Linked DNA regions of Mus musculus: region 1 is linked to region 2. A link is a loop called in an ENCODE intact Hi-C map of the cell type or tissue named here. Cell type or tissue: heart. All regions are shown on one strand. Each heading gives the region's core, and the rest is flanking DNA. Links, peaks and the distances in the headings are about the cores only. Region 1 overlaps Usp29 (ubiquitin specific peptidase 29). Region 2 overlaps Usp29 (ubiquitin specific peptidase 29).

What was found. Peaks named below come from ENCODE experiments on the same cell type or tissue, not always from the same donor. Only the 100,000 strongest peaks of a DNase experiment are listed, where the experiment ranks them.
Region 1: it touches region 2 in a loop (1.9-fold over the local background); 1 of 42 quality-filtered maps calls a loop at or near these places.

What each region holds. Positions count from the first base shown.
Region 1 is chr7:6,825,382-6,838,391 of GRCm38, forward strand. The region is part of intron 2 of Usp29 (ubiquitin specific peptidase 29); the gene reads left to right. Among named protein-coding and RNA genes, the nearest start is that of Mir3099, 28 kb to the left of the region's middle. In heart, for the core only: no CTCF peak of the experiment used is centred there; no DNase peak of the experiment used is centred there; H3K27ac peaks cover 1,030 bases.
Region 2 is chr7:6,769,757-6,782,766 of GRCm38, forward strand. The region is part of intron 2 of Usp29 (ubiquitin specific peptidase 29); the gene reads left to right. Among named protein-coding and RNA genes, the nearest start is that of Mir3099, 27 kb to the right of the region's middle. In heart, for the core only: no CTCF peak of the experiment used is centred there; no DNase peak of the experiment used is centred there; H3K4me3 peaks cover 936 bases; H3K27ac peaks cover 6,753 bases.

The sequences.
Region 1 (13,010 bases), core at 3,212-11,211, 56 kb after region 2:
GATGGTGTTCCACCCAGCATCAGTCCCAGGCAAGCCAGGATGGTGGTCTACCCTGCCTCAGTCCCAGGCAAGCCAGGATGGTGGTCCACCCAGCATCAGTCCCAGGCAAGCCAGGATGGTGGTCTACCCCGCCTCAGTCCCAGGCAAGCCAGGATGGTGGTCTACCCCGCCTCAGTCCCAGGCAAGCCAGGATGGTGGTCTACCCTGCCTCAGTCCCAGGCAAGTCAGGATGGTGGTCCACCCAGCATCAGTCCCAGGCAAGCCAGGATGGTGAGTCCATTCTGCCTCAGTCCCAGGCAAGCCAGGATGGTGGTCTACCCCACCTCAGTCCCAGGCAAGCCAGGATGGTGGTCTACCCCGCCTCAGTCCCAGGCAAGTCAGGATGGTGGTCCACCCAGCATCAGTCCCAGGCAAGCCAGGATGGTGAGTCCATTCTGCCTCAGTCCCAGGCAAGCCAGGATGGTGGTCTACCCTGCCTCAGTCCCAGGCAAGTCAGGATGGTGAGTCCATTCTGCCTCAGTCCCAGGCAAGCCAGGATGGTGGTCTACCCTGCTTTAGTCCCAGGCAAGCCAAGTGGTGGGCCACTCTGCTGGGTGGTACTGAGGGCCTGCCCTACTCTTTAGCAGAGATTCCTGAAGGAAACTGACCTACTCTAGACAGGAGCTCAGAGCACAGTGACTGTTTACCACTCTGTTCTCAGCGTTGCTCTACTTGGCTGAACTTTCCTCCTGATGGACATCGCATTGGCTCTTTCGTGTGTAGGGACACACTCGGATTCTCTCCAGCTGGACCATTTCTGGCTATTTCCAGACATGTTGCCACACAAGCTCTGTGTCGGGTCAGGGCTTGATGAGTGTACTTGTGTGAACTTGTTTACTGTCTCAGCACTGCTTGAGGCAGAACCTCTGGAAGCTTCCTGTCTCTGCTCCTGAAAAATCACTGCCTATTAGGCATCTGAAATCATTTTTATTAGATACGTTTTCAATTTATTTATTTATTTACGCATATCTGTGAATGTACGCATGTGTGTGGTCTCAGCATGCTGTGTAAATGCCAGCGAACAATTTGCAAGAGTCAGTTTCCTTCTTCCATTAACCCGGTCAGAGGATCAGGCCATCAGACTGGGTGACAAACAAGTACCTTAATCCATTGAGCCATCTCACTGGCTTTTCTATTTCTGTCAGGCCCTGGGCCCTTCTGTAGCCACCACAGCCTAGCCTTGTCTCTTCACCTCCCAAGGAAGTAGAATGAGAATTTCTGTAATCGGGCAGTATGGGGCTGGGTGTGGTGACCCAGGCTTGGAATCCTAGCACCCAAGAGACTGAGTAGAAGGATTGCCAATAGTTTGAGCCAGTCTTGGCATGTGAAGAGTTCTAAACCAGCCAGTGCTACAAAGTGAGACCTTGTTTCAAACACAGGCTTGTGTGAACACACACACACACACACACACAGACACATACACATACATAATCAAAACTCAAACTGAAAGGGGAAAGAATATGGGAAAAATATATTGTATGAAAAGAAAAATTTTTAAATAAAAACAAAAAGTACAAAAATAATGGAAGCATGCCTATAATCTGAGCATCGGAGAGCTGAGGGCTGACCTCAGGTACACAGCGGTTTTAAGCCCACTCTGGTCAACGTAAGACTCTATTTTAGAAAACCAGAATTGAAAACTAGAAATCTCTATGGTGTAAAGCACCTTCCTAAAATCATGATAGAAAGCAGACAATATTCTGTTTATACTTAAGACATGGACACTCACACACGCATGCAGACGCACACTCACACAGAATGAAAAACGGGAAAAGAGCCAGAGAGGTGCCTCAGAGCACCAAGCCCGATGAACTAAATTTGATCCTTCAGACCCACATGGTGGAAGGAGAGACTAAATTTCCCAAAGTTTTCATTTGACCTCCATGTATGGGTGTGGACACACACACAGAAATATAAGCAGAGGGTGTCACTAGCATCTAAGGAGTATAAAAAGGATGCTGATAAACATCTTAGATTATACAGCACAGCCCTCCCCAGTGGTAAAGAACCACTTGTCTAGACCAATTGCCAATGCTGTCAAAACTGAGTCACCTGACTGATAGTGTAGCAATTCTATTCCTAGATGTGCATGCCCTGGGGGACCCCCTTGTTTCTATTGACAACTCATGAGTAACAATGCTCATAACAATACGTATACATTCAAGACCTGTGGGTTAAATATCCCCCATGTGTTTGGCACTGTCAATGTTCCTTATACCCAAAGGGATGGACGGCAGTTACTATCTATTGACAAAACAATGGATAAATCTTGGTGTTGATGGGACTACATATACAAGTAAGCCCATCATAAGTCAAAGAAACAAGGGCTACAGCTAACTCACTGGATACATCACTTAGCAACACACCATGCTGTGCAATACCAACTGCTTTCTGTAATGACTGAGGAGCTGCGGGTTGATCTCCTACCCAGCAACACAGGAGAATATGGTTGGGCATATTGCTAGCTGTTGGGAGATTTCTTTCCCTGGGGAGATACGAGCTCCATCTACTCCCTCCTGGTGAGGCCACATGTCAAGCCAAACTAAGATTCCACCAAAGTTCCTCAGGCTCACCTACAGAATGTGGGCAACCCCAAAGCAGCCACACTGGAAAGCTCCCACTCAGCCGATCAGATGATTTCCCTGTAACCACATACATAGACACCCTACCTAACTAATTTTCCCCAAGGTATATATACTCAATGAGGCTACATGTAGTTAGGGCAGAACTGCACACTAAAATCTGGCAGGAGTGGCTGGAGTGTCCTGGGAGGATCCAATGACTCTCTCAGCATCATCTTTCTCTAAGGAAAGGAGACAACAGTTCACAGGCCTATTTGTGACATCTGTTGCTGATAGAAACAGTTGATCTGACAAAGATGGCAGCTATTTTGCTCAGAGGGTAGAACCTAGGAAAGATAAAAATTAAAAGCTTGAAGCACAATTTCTACTCTGATTCCATTTTGTACCTTTGCAAAGTTGTTTTGTTTTAAATAATGTAAATAGGCTATTTATTATAAGTTGAGAGCCATGTATATATTTACAGTTGACCACAATATTGCAGACTAAAGACCAAGAATTGTAGGTGTCCATAGAAATAGTTCTCAGGCCATCAACAGACAGACTAGGGACAGACTCTGGCAGCCAACTTCTTGCTCAGCTCTTGGCACCTTTGGGTGGAATTGTCTTATTCCTTTAAGTGTGTCCATCTTTGTATTGTTGCTTTGATTTTCTGTAACAAAGCAAGCCACAAAAAAGCCTGGATTGATGCAGCTGTACCTGGGTCAAATGGTGATGCATGCTAGGTGTGGTTGCCCATGCTTGTCATCATAGCCTTCTTTGGGCTGAGGCAGGAAGATTGTGAGTTCAAGGTCAGCTTTGGATATACAGTGAGACCCTATCTAAAAGTAAAGGAGAGGTTGACAACATTTACCCATCCTGTAAAGGGGAGAAACATCTCACAGGACTCCATCTGTCGACTGGAGCTATTTCTTTGTTTATTAGTTTGTTTGTAATAATGTCTAACATAGCCCAGACTAGCCTTGAACTTCTATGTAACTGATAATGACCTTAAATTCCTATTCTCCTGCCTCCACGCCCCGTGTGATAAGATTGCACATGTGCGTAATCACATTCAGTTTATGTGATACTGTGGGATCAAACCTAGGGCCTCCTGCATGCTAGGCAAGCATTCTACCAGCTCTCTGCATCCCCACTCCTTCTTTCAACAAATCTTTATTATGCATCAAAAGTATATTTTCCTGGCATTTGAAAGACCACATTTTCCAAGCCCTCCATTCCCTCCCCTGCACCTCCTAACATCCAAAATCTCTCCAATATATCAGAGCCTGGAAAATTCTAGTCCAGAGGCTTCCTCTGTCGTCCCTCCCTTTCCCCTGGACCAGCTTCTGTCTCCATAGCAACAGCCTGAGCCTTTTCAGCTCCCTGGACCAGGTAATTGTTCTGAGAGAGAGAGAGAAAGAAAATCAGAGCAGCTACGTGGGTGTAGAGAAGGTTCCAACCTGCAACTAAAGCCCAGGCCTGTGTGAAATGTCTTAAGACTCTTCATGGACATCTTTGAATGACAGCTTTGCAAGAGATCCCCCATAGATCCTCCCTAGGACTAACTGAGTCTAACTAGATCCCACAAGAATACATGCAGCTCCTATGTGTGACATCAACTGCTCCCCATCTTCCTTACCCAGAGAGCAGGCATTTAATGCTCAACTGGGAAGACGTGTTGCTTCAGCCTTCATCATGTGCACTTAGACATATTTCAATACTCTTGGACAGTCTGTGCCCCTGTCTCCCCAGTGATGCCCCTCATCCATGCTGGGAATTCATGTTGTATTTCCAAACCCATCTCCTTGTTGGGCTCTGTCTCTCTGCATGCCAAGCCTTTGAGTTTTCCTCACACAGGATCCAGACAGGGCATATGTAAAGAAATACTTATAAGAATCTCCACAGATTCCCATTTCTTTTTCCAGATAGCTTCCTGTTTTGTTTTGTTTTTGTTTTGAGGTAAGGTCTCATGTAGTCCAGGCTGAACTCAAACTTGTAAGTGGCAGAGGCTAAACTTGAACTTCCTCATTTGCCTGCTTATACCTCCTGAGCACTGAGATTACCCATATGTGCCACCATGTCTAGTTTCCATGGTGCTGGGGCTTGAACCCAAAGCTGTATGTATGCTGACAAGCACTCCACCAACTGAGCTACATCTTCAGCCCTTGAAACGTAACAGTTTTTCTTTTTCAATTTTACTCTTAACTGTGTGTATGTGTAGGTCTGTGTGCACGAGTATGTGTGTGCGTAAGTGTTCATGGCTTCGGAGTTCAGAGACATTGGATCCCCTAGGAGCTGCAGATATATGGTTATGAGCTGCCTGAGAGTCAAATGTAGGTCCTCTGCAACAGTAGTATGCACTTAAAAGATATTTATTTTTATTTTATGTGTATAAGTGCTTTTGTCTGCATGAATGTCTGTGGACATGTATTCAGTACCCCCAGGAAACCAGAAAAAGGTATCAGATCCTGCCTCCAGGTTCCAGCCCTGCTTGAATTTCTGTGCTGAGTTCCTCCAATGATGGAAGTGTAAGCCAAGTAAGCTCTTTCCTCCCCAACTTGCTTTTTGGTCATGGTGTTCCATTGTAGCAATAGAAACCCTAAGACAAAGTGATACCAGCATAGTGTAGTATTGCTGCGACAGACCTGACTGTTTTGAGGAGGATTGTGGAAGGACTCTGGAACTCTGGGCTAGAAGAATCATTGAGTGTTGAGACCTCAGTGGGATGTTCTGTAGGGGCTTGGACGATAAGGACATCGAGAGCAGTGCAGAAGGTGGAGGCCTGGCTCGTGGGTGCTGGTAATCAAGCCTGGGGCTTCTGGAAGAACAGCTACTGCTCCTAAGGACTGGGCTCTCTCTCCAGCCTGAGACTTAGGTGTTGACTGTGGCCTCGAGTTTCAGCCTCAGGATTCTTTCTTGGAGACTCTTGGAGGAAGGCACTGACTTAAAACGGAGAGTGCTGAAGGAACCTAAGTCCATGCATGACAGAGATGTGTGTACACCTGTGCTGTTACTGTACTGTTTACGATAACCAGGTTATGGACTCAAGCTAGATACCAGCATCAGATCGGTGGATCAAAAATATGTTTTATATATCCACACTGGAGCTTTTTCATGCCACAAAGAAGGATATAATTATGCCATTTCAGGAAAGTCAATGGGACTGGACATATTAAAGAAAATACATTAGACTTAGGGCCAGCAAGATGGCTCAGCAGGTAAAGACACTTGCTGCCAAGTCCAATGACCCAAATTTCATCCCTGAGATGTATATGGTGGGAAGACAGAACTGACACAAGTTATCCGCTGACCTACATCACCTGCACACCAGGTAATTTGTGTCTCCCTGACACAATATATAAATAAATGTAATTTTAAGTGGGCCATGCTTTAATCCCAGCATTCAGGAGGCAGAAGTTGGTGGATCTTTGAGTTCAAGCTTAGCCTGGTCTACAGAGTGAGATCTAGGACAGCCATGGCTATACAGAGAGACCCTGTCTCAGAAAACCAAAAGCAAACCAAACCAAAGTAATTTTAAAATACTTTAAAATAAACTAAATTCAGAAAGATAAATATGGCAATTTTCTCTTATATATGAAATACACACACATACATTAGGGGAGGGATGGGATCAGTCAGAGAAGGAAGAAGAATAAACTATGTTGTTAGGGTGAATATGAACCATGCACATGATAAGCACATGTTTAAATATTATAATAAAACACACTAGTTTGACATGATTAAATAGACACAATAAAACAAAGGATGGAAGGGGGGCTTTTCTTGAAACTGTATTTGTACACTGTGACTTTATTTAACCAGTATTACCAGTTGTAAAAAGCACACATAGCAGGGAGCAAGGTGGTTCTGAGGGTAAAGGTGCTTGGTGGTTAGTCTGGCAAGCCAAGTACAATCCCTGGAACCCCCTTAGTGGCCTGAGAGAATTAACTCCTGAAAGTTGTCCTCTGACCTCCACATGTGTGTCCACACACACACACACATACACACAACACATAGAGATATAGAATCCAAACATAGCTTCATTGGGCTGCAACCCCTATGCTGGCAGAGTTGCATGGCAGGGAAGACAGAGTTCACTGGCCAGACAGTCTAGCTGAATCAATGAACCTCATGATTATTGGGAAACACAATCCCAAAGATAGATAGATAGGTAGATGGGTAGATAGATAGATAGATAGATAGATAGATAGGGTGCAAACATACACACTCATGCTTACACACACAGCCATTCACACTGTTTCTCACACACAAACTCACACACGTTCTCACACACTCACACACATACTCTTACACATTTGTGCACACACTCACATTCTCTCACACACTCACACATACATCCATGAACATCTATAGGCATATGTACACACATTCACACTTACACATTTGTACCATACATGCACACACAATGGTGTATATATAAAGAGAGTGATGGCATAAGGAAATCTATTTCTAATTGTCTTTGACCTCTCTTTTGAATTTCCAGTTAATCTAGGACATAGACCAATAAGCGTATCTAAAAACATAATAATAGTTAAATTTATATATGCTTTTGGCTAAATTGTGTGGCCTTGTTTGATCAAACGCTAGGCTAGTCACTGTGAACATTCTGTAAACGGCATTAACATCTATAAAACAGTTGGCTTGAAGTAAGAGTCACCTTCGGTGGTGGACTTAAACACAGAAATCCTACCTGAATTCAACCCTGCTAGCTTACCCTTCAAGCTCACTGATCCCCATAATCCCATGAGCCAATTCCTTAATATAAAAATCAACCCTCCCACCCTCTTTGTCTCTCTGTCTCACTCTGTATCTCTTTTCTTCCTCCTCCTCATCTCCCTTCTCCTCCTCCTCTTCTTCTCTGACCTCTACAGACGTATTACACTGTATGCACATACATGCACAAGTATGTATGAGTAAATGTAAAAAAAAAAAAAAAAAAGGTTTAAATGAGAACACTATTCCTGCATGATTTTACCTTCCAAAGACATAAAGTCCTCAGATGATGAAGAGACAACTGTTATTGAGGTGATTTCATGCTATGGTGAATGCTAAAAAAGAGCTAGGTTAAAATGTTACAGATGCACCCTGGTCGGGCAAACATAACTCAGGTACTAACTCATCTGCTCACTTACATCCATCTACAGAACACCTGCTGTGCATTAGGCACCGTGTCTGCTGTGGGTTCAGTTGTTTCCTCTGTAGTTCTGAGTGAAGAAGAATGAAAGTCCAGAGCCTATGAGATGGATTCGCAGTCATCTGGGAAAGAGTCTAATATGACCCCATCACCCAGACATTCCAGCTGCAGATTTATGACCTGGACGAACTCTTGCACAGACAGCAAGGAAGGGAAGTTAACAATGTCTACTGCAAGCCGGGCGTGGTGGCGCACGCCTTTAATCCCAGCACTCGGGAGGCAGAGGCAGGCAGATTTCTGAGTTCGAGGCCTGGTCTACAGAGTGAGTTTCAGAACAGCCAGGGCTACACAGAGAAACCCTGTCTCAAAAAACCAAAAAAAAAAAAAAGAAAAAAAAAAGAAAAAAAAAGAATGTGTACTGCAATGTTCATTCATTTCATCAATATACATATATGTGTATATTAGCAGATATATAATATATTACCTATATTGTTATTACATATTATAAATTATATACTTTATATTCAGATATAGTATATTAGCATATCTATATCTATACCCATACTCATCTATACATACATAGTACACACACAGAGGCAGAAACTGCACACAAGGTCTGCTCTGGGCACTGGTGATGTGTGGCATGACTTATAATAAAAACAAGATAGGCATGGGGATAGGGGGTACTCAAAGTGTGTCTACTCAACCCAGGTATGTTCATGGGACAGGTAAGATGGGCAGTTTGAAATCAGGAAGAAGCAGATATCTGGATAGATGTCTCAGCAATTAAAAACACTTGCTAAACTTGCAGAGAACTAGAATTAGCTTCTCAGAATTCATGAGGTGGCTCACAGCCTCATGTAACTCCTGCTGCCCTCCAAGTATAGCTGCATACATGTGGAATATACTTATGTACATTTATACATTAGACAACAACAAAAACTAACTCTTGAAGCTCAAGAAAGAAAATTATAGCCAGAAAGATCAATTGATGTTTTATCCCCAGCAGCCTCTTCTTGCAACCTATTCCAAGTTTCTTTATTGCCCTCACTTCATCTAAGTTACAGCCATCTTTTGTTTCTTTTTCCTTCAATTTTTATATTAGGGAATATCAATAACTTAAAATTTGCTATATCATCCCTTGTAAGTATACAGCTCCGTGCTCATCAATACAGTTATAATGCCCAACATTATATTCTGTCCACCATATATTCTTAATCCATCTCCAAAGCTTTTTATCTTTACCAGCCAAGACTCTGCCATCATTAGGTCATAACTCCCATTCTCCTGATTCCACAGCCCAGGACAACCATCATCCTAATTCATCCAGGGGGTCGATCACTCTAGGTACCTCACACAAATCGAAGTAGAGTATTTGTCCTTCTCTGACAGGTTTGTTTCCCTTGACACAATGTCTTAAAGGTTCATCTGTGGTATAGCATCTATCAGAGTTTCCTAGTTTAAAAAAAATCATGACAATTTATTTGTTTATCGCATGAGTGCATCTGTAGCAAAGAACAGCTTTTGGACAGTAACTGCCCTCCATTTGCCATGTAGGTCCTAGGCACTGAACGGAGACCCTCAAGCTTGGCAACTAGTACCTTTATCTTCTGATCAATCTCACACACATATTTCCTTCCTTTAAATTTTTTTTTTTTATTTTTGAGATTATAACATAATTAGATCATTTCCCCCTTCTCTTTCCTCCCTCCTTGATTCCTTTCAAATGCATGGCCTCAGTTTTCATTAAGTGTTGTTACATGCACATAGGCACGCACACGTACATTCTTAAATATAACCTGCTCCGTTTGCATAATGTTATCGTGTTATGTTTGCAGGGCTGACCATTCGGTATTGAATAAGCAGTCAGTGTGTTCCTCCCTGGGGAAGACTATTTCTCCCACTCTCCACATTCCTTAGTGGCCTGTAGTAAGGCTGAACACTGTTCCATTGTGTGGACGGAGCTCCTGTTTATTCAGTCATCCACTGGGTCGATATTTCAAACAGTGTTGCCATGACCTGGGGATGTAAATATCTGTTGATTCCCTGCTTTCAGGTCTTTTCAGAAATGTCACAGCTAGGTTAGATGGTAACTTTTGATTTAATTTACAAAACCCTTTCTCTGTCTTCAAAGTTCAGCTCACGGTGTGATTAGCTTCAACTACCAGAGTTCACCAGATGAATTAGCCCAAGAGTATGTGGCTCCCCTGCAAAGCACAGCCATGAGATGTCGGGGAAGGGGGTCTCCGTTTTTCCTCAGCAAACTTTTAGGAAGCCCCTGCTCTGTGCCGGCTTGGCATTTTGATCTCTCCATAAATCTAAGGCCTGGAAATTTTCAGCCTTCTGGGCCTCTTCCTGTATTCTCTCAGCCGCTTTCCATTTGCAGCAGCTGCTATGGTTTCCATGCCAACAGCCTGAGCCTACCTAAGCCCCTGATGCACCAGGTTCTGGAGGGAAATTCTGCACCCCAACAAAGCAAGACTGGATGGGGGAGGGTCAAGAGGGTTAAGCACGTAGGTGTGTAGGTGAGAAACAGGACCAGACTGGGGGTGGGGGGTGGAGGTGGGGGGGAGTCCCATTTGTAGCCCCTCCTTCTCCCCCATCCTAGTGGAGACACATTTTTTTGTTGACCTGCATGTGAGTTAGGAGACTGCCTATGACTGCAAAAAAGCACACAAATACATACAAATGTATGGAAGAACCTCCAAGTTTAGTCCCAGCTTTGATTGATTTTATCGTAAAGATTGAGGCCTGAGTGGCAAGATGGCTCAGAAGGTTAGGAAGCTTGCTGCTAAGCCTGCCAACCTGAGTTTGAGTCCCAAGAATCACATGGTGGAAGGAGAGAATCAACTCTCACAAGCTGTTCTCCAACCTCCATATGTGCACCAGTGTGTGTGCACATGCACACACACACACACACACACACACATATTTAAAAATAATAAAATTTAAAACTGTGTAGGGGTTTGATGTTTAATATTAAATACGTATATTTAACTACTACTATTAAGCAACATAAGCAGGAAGAATTAGCAATAGAAGTCTAATGTCAAATACATATATTTAATTACTATTATTAGGAAACATTAGCAGTGAAATTAGCACTAGAAGCCAGTAAGATAGATGGCTTTATGGATAAAGGTGCTTGCTGTTGCACCTGATGACTTAAGTTCCATCCCTGAGACCTGTGTGTTAGAAGGAGAGAATTGATTCCTGACGGTTGTCCTCTACCCTCCACACACGAGTTGGCACTTGGTGCACATGTGCTTACAAGCATGCTTGTGCATGTGCACACACACATGCACACACACTAAACTTAATTTTAAAAATTTAAACTTAATTTTTAAAAGTTTTTAAGATCTAGGGCTGGAGAGATGGTTCAGTGTTTATGAGCAGGTACGACCCTTACAGAGCATCCAAGTTTAGTTCACAGCACCCATAACAGCTAGTTCACAAGCTCTTGTAACTCCAGATCCAAGGGCTCCAAGGTTCTCTTCTGAACTGGAGGTCACCTGTAACACACACACATACTCTTCCCAAAGCCAGAGATTCATGGGGAAGACAAGCATTGCCATCTCCCAAGCTCTAACACCAGAGCAAGGCCTTTAGTTCTTCAACCTTTGGGTACTGAGGACTTTCCATGGGAAAGCCCCAAGGTGGAGTTATCATGGGAAGCTATAGAAACTGGGCCATCAAAGATTGTTGCCTTCTTGATGTCTTATTCTAGTGGGGGATTGTGGGAAGTGAGTGGTGTAACAGCCAGTCACATCTAGAGACGAGTGTTGATTGGAGCACTGGATGTTCTTTCTGAGGACCTGGCAATTCTCAGCACACACATGATTGGCTCATGACTGTAACTCCACTTTTAGGTGATATGATGCTTCCTCTGGCCTCCACAATCCCTAGGCATGCATGTATTCATTTGTACATACAAAATACCTAGACATGTTAATAAAAACAAAAGGAAATTAATAATGATGATGACCACGATGATGATGACTGAGGATAATAATAACAACAATAATGGCTGTAAACTAAAGATCCCAAAGAGGGCAACAACACATGTGTTGAAAGGGTACAAAACAGGGCTGAGCCACCAATGAGAAAGTTGATTGTATAGAGTTAGAATGTGGCAGATCTGTAGATTAGTTTCTTCTGGTTTCAATCATCTTAGCCATTTGCTGCCTACTGCCATGTCTGACCTTTTGACAAGCAAAACCTTTAAAATGTGTTCTCATCAGACCACTAGCTCCTACCAGTCCAAAAACTGAGAATGTCACCGGATACCATCTGGAACTTATAACAGAGGTTTCCCTGCCTTGCCATAACCTGCCTACCTGTGGTCCCCACTAAAGTATTTGGTAAATGGATTGATTTATGACTTCCTTTGTTCTGTAACTAATAAAATCACGTGAAACCACTTTCATGGTGAAGCTTGTCTTTCAGGGCCATGGTCATTCATATTTGGCACAAGAATAAACTATCTCTTATTCCCTTTGAAGAGAGAGCAGGGTCTTTGTGTTGACAGGATAATAAGAGAGGGAGTGAATGGGGAGGGTTATTTTAGCTGGAAGGGGGTGGGTAAGAGAGCTGATAGGGGGCCATGAATATTGAGAACAAAGATGAGGGGGACAAAGCCCAAGGGAAGAGCAGTCCAGATGGAACCAGGATGGGCAAGAACTGGGAGGTGGGAATCAGTTAGATAGCAAGGGGAGGCCTGAGACATAGAGTGAACAGGAAGGAACTTAGAAAGTGGAGAACGTTGGGCTCTCAGAGGTCTTGAAATTCATGGGATCATGGGTGTGTGTGTGTGAGAGAGAGAGAGAGACACAGAGACACAGAGACACAGAGACACAGAGACAGACAGACAGAGACAGGCAGACAGACAGACAGAGAGAAAGAGAAAGAGAGAGAGAGAATATGACACCCTGGGCACGTGAGCTCATGCCACAGACATTATGTGAATGCCAAAGAATGAATCCAGGGGTCAGTTGTCTCCAGTCATCTGCTGAAGCATCTGCTTCTGCAGATCATGCTACTCCAGACCACCTCGCCCGAGAGTTTCTTAGACACTTCTGATGTCTCAACCTCCTCTTTCGACACAGGAATGCTGAGATTCTAGATAAGCACTACCCCATCTGTTTGTTTACCCGAGTCCAGGGATTGAACTCAAGTCATCGGGTTTACGAGACAAAGTACTTTTTACCAACTGCGCTATCTCCTCTGCTCCTGGGTGTTATTTATTAACTACTGTA
Region 2 (13,010 bases), core at 2,865-10,864:
GAGAAAATCACAATGTTTCCATGGGGGACCTTTCCTATCCATGGACCTGATCCCGACTCTTGCTTATAGATCTCCAACTCACCCTACACTGTGTTTGGAGTTACAGTGTATCTTCATCCCTCGAGCTCCATAGGAAAACCCAGGGCTGGTGAGATGGCTCAGCTGGGTAAGAGCAGGGCCACTTGAATGCCTAGGACTGGGCATTCTTTCCATCATGGAAAGGAGAGGGCTGACTCCTGCAAGTTGTCTTTTGATCTCCACAAGTGCCTATCCCCCTTCATGCAAAATAAATAAACTAATGTAATTGAAGAAGAAAAAAAATCCACTGTCAAGGTCCTTATATCTAGCGGGACAGTCCTCAATAAAATTTTTCTTACACCGTCTGTCTCTAACAATTCAATGTGGTTTTATCCTTTAACAGTGTTGAAATGTATTTATTTTTCCCCTTCTCCTCCCTAGCCAGATAGCAGCATTCCCTAAACCCTCTTGGTATAGAAATAAGGTTCTTGGGTGGCAGGCCCAAGGATTCAGCTCCCCCTCCCCTTCTGCTGGGGTCAGGGAAATGAGCCTTCTTCCTGGCCCCTGCGGGGCCTCCAGCCGGCAGCTGGAGGGATTAAGGAAAAGAGGTTCCTGGCGTCCCTGAGTCTGGAGTGGCTGCCCAGGATGTCCCAGGAGAGGCGAGTGGGCCAGAGGGCTGGAGGCTCCCAAATCAATCAGAGGTCTGAAGGTCACTGAATGGCGACCTTTGAATCAGGATCCCGGTAACCCTGAGGCTTTCGCACACTCCGAGGGGGTGGAGCAGAAAGGCAGATGTTTGAATCCAATGCACATACTCCTAGGGGGTGGAGCAGGAAGGCAGATGTTTGAATCCAATGCACATACTCCTAGGGGGTGGAGCAGGAAGGCAGATGTTTGAATCCAATTCTTTTGAAGAGAGAAGGTGTCCTCCCCTAACAGTCCTTTCAAACACCTTACAAAAAGCTCCCTTTCCTATCATTTCCACAGCACTGCAGTCTAGGGGCTGAGAAAAGCTTCTAGCAGCTCCCATTTAGCTTCCTTTCTGAAAGCCTCTAGCTGCCTCAGGTACAAATATTGCAAGGAGTGAAAATTGCCCACAATTGCCTAGGAGGCTTAGCCATTTTAATACAGCAGATGATGAGGGACATATGGGAGGGCCAACAAATGGCTTAGCAGGAAGCAGCCTTGCCCTCAAGCCTAATTGCCTGAATTTAAGCCCCAGGACCTGTGGAGCTGGGAGCACAGAAGTCAGGACAAAAGTTACAGGTTCAAAAGTCAGTTCTCCTCTACCATGTGAGTCCTGAGGATTCTCAGATTCTCAGGCTGGGCCACAAGTGCTCGGGCATGTTTGTTCTCCCACATACATACATGTGATACACAAATGTAATTTTAAATTGTCGAGGGATATCTTGGAAATAATGCCTTCTATTTTCCTGAACTTTAACTTATAAGAGTAGGAGAACCAGAAGTCACCAGCTTTGACTGAAAGGTGGTTGTTTAACCAGTCACTACTCAGTATTGTATTGTTTGCTGCCCACCAGGTGCTTCTCTGCTAACTTAGCCCCCACTAACATTAGCACACAGCCTATGGTGAAATGGGGGTGATGTCATACATAATGGAGAATCTACAACATGATCATTATACTGTACATTCTAATTTGTTGATACTGAGATGGCAAGATAGTCAGTTGGTAAGAGTGCTCACCATGCCGGGAAGTTCTTATGCACTGTCTGAGGCAACAGGCAACTGCTTGGCCAAGTCAGTCTTGTCTGCATTTGAGTTCTTCCAACAGCACCTTGTTAGGCAAGATTTCTTAGCTCCTCTGAGATCCAAGACCACTCAAGGGGATTGTTCTATAGCTCCTCTGTGTGTGTGTGTGTGTGTGTGTGTGTGTGTGTGTGTGTGTGTGTGTATGTGTGTTGACTTGGTTGATACAAAGACACAAAAGAAACCGTTGCAAAAGTAAATCTTCATTCGCAACTCATAACTTACTGTTCAGTGTGAGTTTCAATGCACAGGAGAAGGGATGTGATGATGGTCTTGATAACAAGTCTAGTTCCAAGAATTAGAAGTTGATCATTTGAATGCAGAGATAATGAGCAAACTCAAATACATTGGGTCAGTGCTCTAATTTTTATGTAGTAAATCAGTAATTCTCAACCTGTGGGTTGAGACCTCTTTAGGGTCATGAATTGGATATCTTGTATATCAGACACATATTACAATTCATAACAGGAAGTAGCAACAAAATAATTTTATGGTTGAGGACCACCACAACATGAGGAACTCTCTTAAAGGGTCGCAGCATTAAGAAGCCTGAGAACTACTGTGACATATAAAATTCCATTCTCTTGCTTTACTTATGTTTGTGTGTTTGTGTGCATATATGTGCCTGGGTGGAAGTCAGAAGATAGCTTGCTGGAGTTGGTTCTCCCCTCCCACCAGCTCATCAGGCATGGTGAGAAGCACCTTTACCCACGGAGCCATCTTCGTTCGTATCTCTCTTTCTTGCCTTTGTCTTTACGGTTTTTCTCTAAAACAGTGCCAGGCTATGCAGTTTAGGCTGTCCTGCAACTTACAATGTAACTTGGGCTGGTGTTCTAAAGCCTCAGTCTTGATGTCACTCCTTGCTAAATGCCAAGACTTAGGATGTTTGACATCACAGCAAGTTTGGACTTTATTTCAAATGAATCAATGAAGATTTAGATGCTGTTTTGACAGATTTCAGCCTCATGACATAGCCAGGCTGCAGAACTTGGGAGCCAGTTGTCAGGCCTGGTATCTCTATTAATTCTCTCCTTGCTTGCTTTCTTAAGACTTGGGCTATAGGCCTTCCATATGACCCAGCCATACCACTCTGTTCAGTTACTCACCCAAAAGAATTTAAGTCAGTATATCACACAGATACTTGCACATCAAGTTTTTTTTTTCAGCACTGTTCACAATAACTACGATGTGGGGACCAGCCTAGGTATCCATGAACAGAGATGTGGATACAGAAATTGGGAACGATCTATCTATCTATCTATCTATCTATCTATCTATCTATCTATCATCTGTCTGTCTGTCTATCTATCTATCTATCCATACATGTAGATATATGTGTGTAGATTATTTTCCATAAAGAAAAATATTTATGTTAATTGCCAGAATGTGAGTGCACTTTAAAAACAGGATTCCTAAAGTTTGTTTTTAATTATTATACAAAACATTAGGTTTCATTATGGATTTTTGAACAAAAGTTGCTTTTGTTGATTCTTCTCCCTAGCTCTTCTCCCCATCCCCCATCTCCCATCCCCCATCCCCCATCTTCTCTTGTATCTTTCCACCCTCAGTACCTCCTTTCTCCTTTCATGTCACAAGCATCCTGTTGCCCTGACATCCCCACTTGTTCACCTCCTCTTTTTCCCCTGTCCTGATCTCAGTTCTAATCCTGTAGTTTATAGCCACACTCACATGTACTCCTGTGTACACAGATCACTGTCACAAGGCAGTATCCACATACAGGAATAACAGGAGATAAGCCAGGCTCAGAAAGACTCATATTTTTTGCTTTTGTGAAGTTTCTAGATTTTAAATAGGTTTGTACAAATCATGGATGTATATGTAACATGAAAGTACAAATGAAGCTATAGAGGACAAAGGGGATTAATCCACTGAGGTGAGAAAGAATAGTATACACAGCATACAATATATACATTTATTTTATTTTTTTGATATATACATTTATGAAAAAATAAATAAAAAAGAAAATTTAAAAACAAAATGGCCTCTGAAAACCATTAAACACTTGAGATCATGGGGCCATGCCAGCATGTATCTCCTTAAAGTCTTTTCATTCCCTAGGCCTTCCCTGCCTGAGAGCCATTACCTCTATGAATCTATTCAAATGTGAATTTTAAAATTATATATATACTTATTTATGTATCTGTATGCTGTGTGTATGTGCGCACATGCACCACAGCATTCATGCAGAAGTCAGAAGGCAACTTGAATGAGTCAGTTCTTTCCTTCTACCATGTAGATCTTGGGGATCAAATCCAGGTCCTCAGGCTTCTCCAGCTTCGTGAAAAAAACCTCCCTTTACCCCCTTAACCATCTCACTTTCCCTTCTTTCCATATTTATGGAGCTTTTTCGGCTTGTTGGTGCACATGCGTTTCTCTATGACACAAAAAGCGGCAGGTTGTGAAATTCCAAGCAACGTGTCAAGGAAAGAGATATTACGTGGAAAAGTGAAAGAGACAAGGACAAACCATCTCAAAATCTACCACATTGGCCTGTCAGCTGTTTCAGGCTGAAACTCCCAGAGGAACTGTAGCCACAGGAAGGTTCATTCAGCCGGCCTCTCCCCGGAGCAACAGGCCATAAAGATCCTTTCAACCATGAAGGCTGGGACAGAGCCCTGATGACCACAGGCTGGTGACTGGGCTGCCCTGAACCTGTGTAAACACCCTGAAGTAGCCCTTATCTCCCCCTAGGCTGACGGCCCCATATATCTCCTAGCGACGGCCTGGAGTTTACTCCCCCAGTCAGAGACCCATCTGTCTTGTCACGCCTTCTCAAACATATTGCTCTCTGTCTAAAATGTGTAGAGGTACCCTGCTTCTCACATCAGATGCTGATGAAAACCCCCATGGATGTATAAAATTAATGCAGGTTTATTGTTTTTCTTCTCATACTTAGCTCTTGTATTAGTTGGGTCTCTCAATTGGACAAATCAACTAAGTTAAGAGAAGACACACTGTCTTTCTGTTACTCTGTCTCTCTGCCTCTCCTTCTCTGTCTGTCTGTTTGACACATACACACAAACAGATACACACAAACACGCACACATACACACACATACACACACACATCAGTGATGCAGATGTGTTCTGTGGACATATATTTTCCCAACTTGATGAACTAAGGACTTTAGTGGGTTGACTTACAGACGCATGAGTTGGGGGTTATTTGCAGGAGGTTTGTATGACACTGTCCCCTAATAGCAGTATCAGCATGAAGTCTCACCCCAGCAATGGTGACAATTTTCCCATGGCTGCACAGACAATCATTACCTTTTCAGTTTCTTTGCTCTGTATACTCCTCCCAAGACACTCAGACCATGTGCATCTGGGGAAGAATGTCATGCCAGGGAAGTAGGGCTAGAAAGAGTGGCTGGTACCTCTCTGAGGAATCACTCAACAGGCCCCTGTGTTGTTGAAGGTCTCTTGTAATAGTCAAGGATACTCTAATTGAGATGGTAGAGTGAGGATTCCCATTAACATCTCTTAGTTGCAAGGAAGAGAAACCATTTCAGATAGGTTCATTAGCCAGGATAGCAAGATGGACTAAGCTCATCACAATGCTACGTTTTTTAAAAATATGGTCTCATAGCCCAGGCTGGCCTCAAAGTCACAATGTAGCCAAGGAATCTTAGAACTCCTGTTCTTCTTGCTTCTGCCTTCCCAGTGCTGGCATTTCAGACAAGCCCCACTCACTCCCATGTTCATGAGGTGCTGGGAAGTGAGCCCAGAGCTTCCTGGGCAAGCTCTCTACCAATGGACCCACATCTCTACCCTGTATTGTTCTCTACTTTTTTTCTCAGTTGAACTCAGCTAGGATCTCCTCAGCTCACAGCAGGGTGACCCCTGGGAGGTCCAGCTCCACAAGCTGTGATGGTTAGTGCTAACATGAAGAACTGTCTAGATCAGGTAGGCCTCTAGGCATGTCTGTGGATTGCCTTGAGTCTGTCATTGGCATGAGAACATTCCGTCTAACAGTAAGTGGGACCAGTCCTTGTGCTTGGGTCCTGGACTGTATAGGAGGGGAGAAAGTGAATACCAGCTAGCAGGCATTAACTCATCCCTCTTTGAATATCATGCGACCAGCTGTTTCAAGTTCCTGCTTCATTGGCTTCCTACTAGGATGGATTGTTGCCTGGAGTAGTGAGCTAAACTAAATGCTTTCTTTCCAAATTACTTTTGTCCGGGCATTTTATCATAGCAATAGAAACTAAAGTATAACATAACCTTTTTAGAATCCAGAGCAGACTGCTGCTCCCACCACAAACCCCAGAGAAGCCACACCCTTCTGGGAGATACTGACAGGTGTCTCTTGAGAGCATCCTCTGAGAAGCTAACAGATTTCCAGATGCCAGTGTCTCTAGCCACGGAAGTAAGTTTACATCAAAGAAGGTACAGGGTATTGACACATCCTGCTCCCCACTCTCTCTTTTAGCTCCTGATGGGGGAATCAGTGAGCATGGCTGTGAACCCCCAACCTGTTCTCAGGAAGGACCCTCAACTCCACCACAAGGGCCTGCTTTTCTCTTCAGAATTTCTACTATGTTGTGCCTTAATGGCACTAGGGACCAGAATCTCCTGTGTTCCCACCATACTGTTGTTTATCTGTCTGCCTGTGCCATTAATACCTCTCCCAACAAACTTCTTAGCCCATAACAATCATTGTCAGTGTCCCCTTGAGAACTTTCACGCCTCAGCAAGAAGCACAGGTCGGGCTCTGGTGACCTTGGCTGGATCATGTGTGTGAGCATCCCAATCCTAGATTCAGCTAAGGACTCAGCTCTGCTGAGCTTTAGGAAATGAGAGCCAGGGAAGAAACTACCTCAGAGGAAAGCCACTAAGCATTTGGCAGGAGAAGAGGACATATGGTGTGGGATCCATCGTAGCTATTCTAAGGAAGGCCTGCTGGGGTATTCAGATGGTGGGATCCTCCTATTCAGCCCCATCGCTGTGTTTTCCCTCTTCTCTCTGATATTTTTGGTGGCACGGCAAATATTTTCTGCCTGCCTCTTTCTATGAAACACTCAGCAAAAGTGGGAGGTGAGCCACAGCTTGTACTTATTTGGGCTTTCCAAACGCGTGGCACGGTTCTGTGTGCTTTGCATCAACTCTCCTACTTGGTCCTCGCCACCCATCCTGGAAGGCCTTTTACATATTTACTATCATGCTCATTTTTACCCAGGAAGACACTAAGGACCAGAAAGGGCTTATAACATGCCTTGGGCACACAGCTAGTTGCCTGTGGGGCTGGGATTGGGGGTGGGGGGAGGCGGGGTCACTGCATAGATTCCAACCTCAGCTAACACCTGCTGTATTGTGTCTCTGAAATTTGATTCATTTTGACAGCTTTCTCATGCAATCCATGATTACGAGGAGGGTAGTCATGTACCCTCCTCGTAAGTGGTGTCTCAAATGGCAGCCATTGTGCATTAAAATCATTTTTTTTCAGTACATGGACAATTTTTTCAGTACATGCTTCACAAAAATGTATGTCTTTCCCAATGTGTGATCATGTAGGACTCTACATGGTAAAATAAATGGCCCCAACAGATTTCACTGCAAGCCTCACCCTGCCGAGGAAGGTTTTTCAGTTAATACACATGGCCAATGCATGGAACAGCAGGGGCCCCTGCTTGGCTTGGAGGACTGAGGATGACAGAGTTCTCAAACCAGTTTCAGCAAGGGTGTGTGTTGGGGGGGAGAATTTCTTGGCTCCAGGAACTGGCTGTCAGGGAGGAGAGGGTGTAGCTGTCCTGGGGTGATGGAATGTAGCCAGCAGCTGTCTCTTCTCTATTTGAGCCTGTACACTGGCAGGGCACTGTCACGCAAAGCTTCCCCATAAGAGCATGGGGATAGATGATCACTCTCAGGTCATTTATCTGTGTGAGGAAGGCCAGCTTCCTTTGCACCTAGAAGAATAGCCTTAGCTGGCCTGCTGTGGGTCATGCACTCCCAAGCCATGGCTAGCCACACAGATTGTGTATTATACTAGGCCGATCTGTGGTGGGGATACAGGTAGAGAGATATGGTCCTGGCAAATCAGGAAGATGGCTAGTTTCTCTAAGGATTAGACAACATAAACGGAACACAAACATCAAGTGCCTTCTAAATGCTGATGCTTAGAGAGTCAAAAGCAGCCACAGAAGCGTCTCCTTCTATGAAGAGTAGTGAATGCAGACACTCACAACTGCCCAAGATGCAGAAAATAAGAGACCCGTCTCAGCCTTAGGTGGCTTCTACCCCCCTCTCTAAGGCTCAGTGAACAACTTCCAGGAGAGGGAGGAGGGGAGCACATCTGAACTGAGAGATAAGAATAAACTGTGAAATGCCATTCTCTGGATTCCACACAACCATTAACTCACAGCGACTGTGAATTCCTGCGCTCTACCCCCACAAGACCAGCTCTGTCAACCATCAGTCAGGGGAGGGGGAGGCCCTCCTTTTATGTCAAAACTACTGACTATTGATAGACTCTGGGATGGGAGTGGGGATCACCATCTTTGGTTGTGTCTCCTCTGCTGAACCTGCCAGACTCCCATAGCTTCAAACCTATAGTCTCACACGTGGCCCTGATTAATCTCAGTGGGTCACAAACAACATAAATAGATATGATGTGACAGATTTGTGGGGAGGGGACAGGGCAGATAGGTTTGATAGAAAGGTTGGGGTTACAAGTACTCAGCTTGCACTACATACATGTTCAAAAGTGCTTTATTTTCCTAACAGTAAACATCTACCTTCCGCATAAAGTCTTATTCTTGTGGGGTCTGGTAGGGGGAGGGGAGAGGGGATGAGGATCTCCTTCAAGGAACAGCTAAGGTTGTTGAGGCCCCAAGTGGAGCATAAGATTGCTAAAAAGGGTAATGGTGTGACTGAGTATTTTGTGAGGTTAGAAACGTACAGAAGTCTAAGGGTCAGAGACAGAGACATCAAACATGCATTCTACCTAGGGTATATAAGCTATAGTGATGGCTGTAAGACAGGGCTCCAGAGGAAGCCACAAAGAGCTATACATTTACCTTGAGCTTGACCCTGGGGGTCCTGGTACATTTTAGGTGGGTATACCAATATAAAGTGTTCACTTAAAAAAAACAATATCACATCTATTTTTTAATTTTGTGTATATTGTCTAGGTGCATGAGCATACAGGACACTAGTGAAAGTCAGAAGACAGCGCGTGGGAGTCAGTTCTCTCTTTCCACCAGGGCTTGAACTTTAGTCCTCAGGCTTGGCAGCAAGTGCCTTTACCTTCAGCCATCTCAATGGCTACCAGTATTTTAAAGACCCACAAAATTACCTTGTGCTTTGGAAGACAACCTCAACCTCTCCACCTTGGTGCTTTTCTTCCCAGCTCCTGTAACAGTCATTAGATCCTCAGAAGTCACTATAGGTGGTTTGGGGATGAGACATACACCCTAGTTTGGACCAAATAAAGAGTATTTCCTTGGATATGCTAGAGACAATTCCTGGAAGTGAATCAGAGCTAGAGATGGACAATGAGAGATTTCTGCTGAACTTTATGAGGAGTCCATATGCAGCTACATCTGTAGTAAACGGCCTCTGGGCTTATCAGTTGTATTTCAGTAATCTTGCTCTGTCTCTCTGTCTCTGTCTCTCTGTCTCTCTCTCTTAATCTCTGTGTCTTTGTGTCTCTGTGTTTGTCTCTCTTTGTTTTGGTGTGTTTTGTGTGTGTTTCTGCATATATGATTGTGTGTGTGTATGTGTGCATGTGTATGCGTATGTGTTTACTTTAGCAATTAAGAGTTTCCATGTCGTAGAGGAAATGGCTCCAGCGGATAGAAGTTAGGCTTGTGTTTTGGAAGTGCCTTTCCTGGGATTGAAGGAAGGGGGAGGGGAAGTTAAGAAAAGTAGCAGTGCGATGCAGAACTCGAGGTGGAGTGAACTACCCATGTAATGGGGGAGATGTGTCACTGTGAAAGGTTATAACATAGATGTGTTTAATTAGGAGACTCAGGGGATGGTGAGATGGCTCAGTGGGTAAAGATGCTTGCTGCCAAGACTGACAACTTGAATTCGGTCCCCAGGACCCACATGGCAGAAGAAGATAACTTGATTTCTGAGAGATGTCCTCTATCTACCACAATTTCACTGTGGTACACACTCTCACATACATACATACATACATACATACATACATACATACATACATACATGAAAGATTAGAAAACAGAAAAGAAGTTGGAGACACATATGAGTAGATATCTGTTTTCATAAAAGCATGGTCTCTGGATATGGAGAATGAAGAAGAGGGAGGGCCAGGGATGGCTTGAATGTTTCCTGTCTGAGAGGCTCAAGGGTCCAAGGCAAGGATTTTATTTGTAATGTCTATTTCATGTATCACTGAAAGAAAAATAAACTCTAATTGGATTAAACAAAACAAGAAGAATTATATCTGTTCAGTACAAGAGCTGCAAAAGATAATGTCAAGATGTGGTCTTTATGTTTCTATCTCTGGGAACTGTTAGCTTCTAATCTGGCCTAACTCTGTCCAAGAAGCAAAGATGGCTACTAGTGTCATTGAGAATGGGTGCTGCCAGCTAAATCATCCCTGAAAACAGTGACTCTATTACAATGTAATCCCACAAACGTTCCAGATCTTTTGATGAGTCAATTCTTGAGATGGTGACTGGCCAGGCCTGGAACAGACTACTTTCCTAGATTGGAAAATGACGTCATTTCCACCTAAACCGTAGGGCTTGAGAGTAGAGGTGATCTGACTCCCCAAGTAAAATATAAAATATTAGGATAGGGGTGGGAAGAAGCAACCATTAGAGAAGGTCGATTCATTGATGACCTACATCAACATGTATAAATTCATTTTGAGAATAATGTGGGGGTACTGTCTTGTGTTGCTTTTCTGACATGGTCTTTCACTATGTAATACATGGTGGCCTCAAAACCATGATACTCCTACATGGACTTATTTAATAATGGGGTTATGTGTATGTACCACCATGCATAGCTTGAGGAGTGAATTTTATAGGAAACCTACAAGATTGTGTGAGGGTTGGTGAGAAGAGACTTCAGAGAGCTCAGCAGCACCCGGTATAGGCTGGTAACCAGGGCTTAGAAGCTTGGATTTGGCTATTTGTCAGGGGGTACAGTTGGGAAGTACATCATAGAGTAGATGACATTGAATTGCAGCCAAGCAGCATGAGCAGGGATGAGCCTTCATCTGAGGATAGAATGATTTGCAGGACAAGATTTTCTTGGGATGAAAAAGGACAGAGATAGGGTGAAAAATGTTGGGCAGACAGGAGGTAGGAACCTTGTAGGGCTGGTGAACTGCTCAGTGGGTAATAGGGTAGGAGTCCTATCCTAAGCAGTGACTTACACAGGATGAGTAGGGCTTGGTGTCACTGATACTAAGTCGTAAGCCCGCCAAGTGGGAGAAAAGACAGAAAGAGATGGTCTCGCTCTTACGCCATGCGCCGAGGCAGAGTGGTTGGAGCAACCCAACAAGACAGAGTTGATCACCCTTCGTGTTTGCTCTAGAACTGTGCAGTGGGGGCAGTGAGGTGGCTCAGGTAAGAAACACTTTGCTATGCAAACTTGACCCAAGTTCCATTCCCGGACCAAAAAGTGGAAGGCAGCAACAGGCTGCACAGAGTTGTCCTCACATCACTGTGTGCAGGCTGTGATGCACACCACACACACACACACACACACACACACACACACACACACGCAGGCACAGTTGTAACATTAATAAATTAAAAAGCAAAAAGAACCCCAAGGCTGAAAAAAAAACCCAAAATACCATAAAACAAAATACCAGAGAGTCTGAGCTAGAATAGGCCTGACTATGAAGTCCTTCTTCTGAAGGCCAAATCTCAGAGAATTAAATTGAGTTCTGCATCTCATGGATTCTATATAATCCGTCACCAGGTCAGAGTCCTCATCTGCCCATTCTGTGAAGAAAGAAACAGAGATCTGATCACCTGGCTTATGTATTACCTGGGCCTGGAATCCACAAGAGGAAGGGGTTAAGCCTTCTAGCCCATTTGTCGCTGGAAACTCAGTTTGAATCCCACCCTGGAATTTTCCTCCGAGCTACGAAGCCAGGCGAGCTGCCAAGTCATATATACATTGCCGGGTAGCCAGGCAACTCCGTGCTTTTTCTGGGAAGGAACACAATGTGGTCACTGTTTCTGCATCGCCAGGTTCCAGATGGGAGAAAGACTTTAATCCCCAGCTTCAAGGCTGTTTGGCAAAACTCACTCTGGAGCCCCTGCCTGGGCCGGTGTTCGTTTGCTGTGACCCTCCGGTGCTGCCATTTTGTGACATTCTGTTTCTGGTGTTTAAAATTCAATCCTTGCAAACTAGGGAGGTAGGCTCTGTCAGTGACGCTTGCTACACAACAGGAGCACTCAAGTTCGGATCTCCGGTCTCCATGTAAAAAATCAGAGCACTGCAGAGCATGTCTGAAATCCCAGCCCTGGGAGGCAGGGAGCCTAAAAGATGAGCTCCGGGTTCAATAAGACCTGTTTCAAAAAATATGTTGGAGATGGAGATGTCTTGATAGCGACCTCTGACCTCCACACACACACACCATTGGATCCTTACAAGTCGATTTCGGTGACACAGGAGTTAGTAAAATGGAACCGCTACCTTATGTTACTATGAAAAGAACACGGCAGGGCTGGGAGGTGCCTCAGTACTTGCCTTGTAAGATCAAGGAGCAGATCCTAACGATGGGTGGGTGTGACAGCCCAATTGTAAATTCAGACTCAGAAAGTACAGAAAAAGGATCCCCAGAGCAAGCTGGCTAGTAACTCTAGCCATGTTGGTGAGCTCTGGGTTTGACTGGGAGACCCTGTCTAGATGATTAAAGGGGAAAATGAATGGATGAAGACTGACAGCAGCCTAAGACTCCACATGCATGCATAGCCACAAATATGCGCCTTAACGTGTGTGCCCACACATATACTAGCATGCAGACACACACACACACACACACACACGGTTTTGAAGAATGTATAAATCAAAGTTATTACAATACAGCTTAACTTTTATTGACCTCCTAAATTACAATGGCAGCAAAGGCAGAAATTCTGAGGGTGGCGTAAGAGTCCATCTCACACAGAGAGAAGGGGGACTAAGGGTGGCATCTCAGACACAACCCAGGTGTCCATCAGAAGTGATTAAAGAAATAAGATGTCATTTGCATGTACTAGGGGCTATT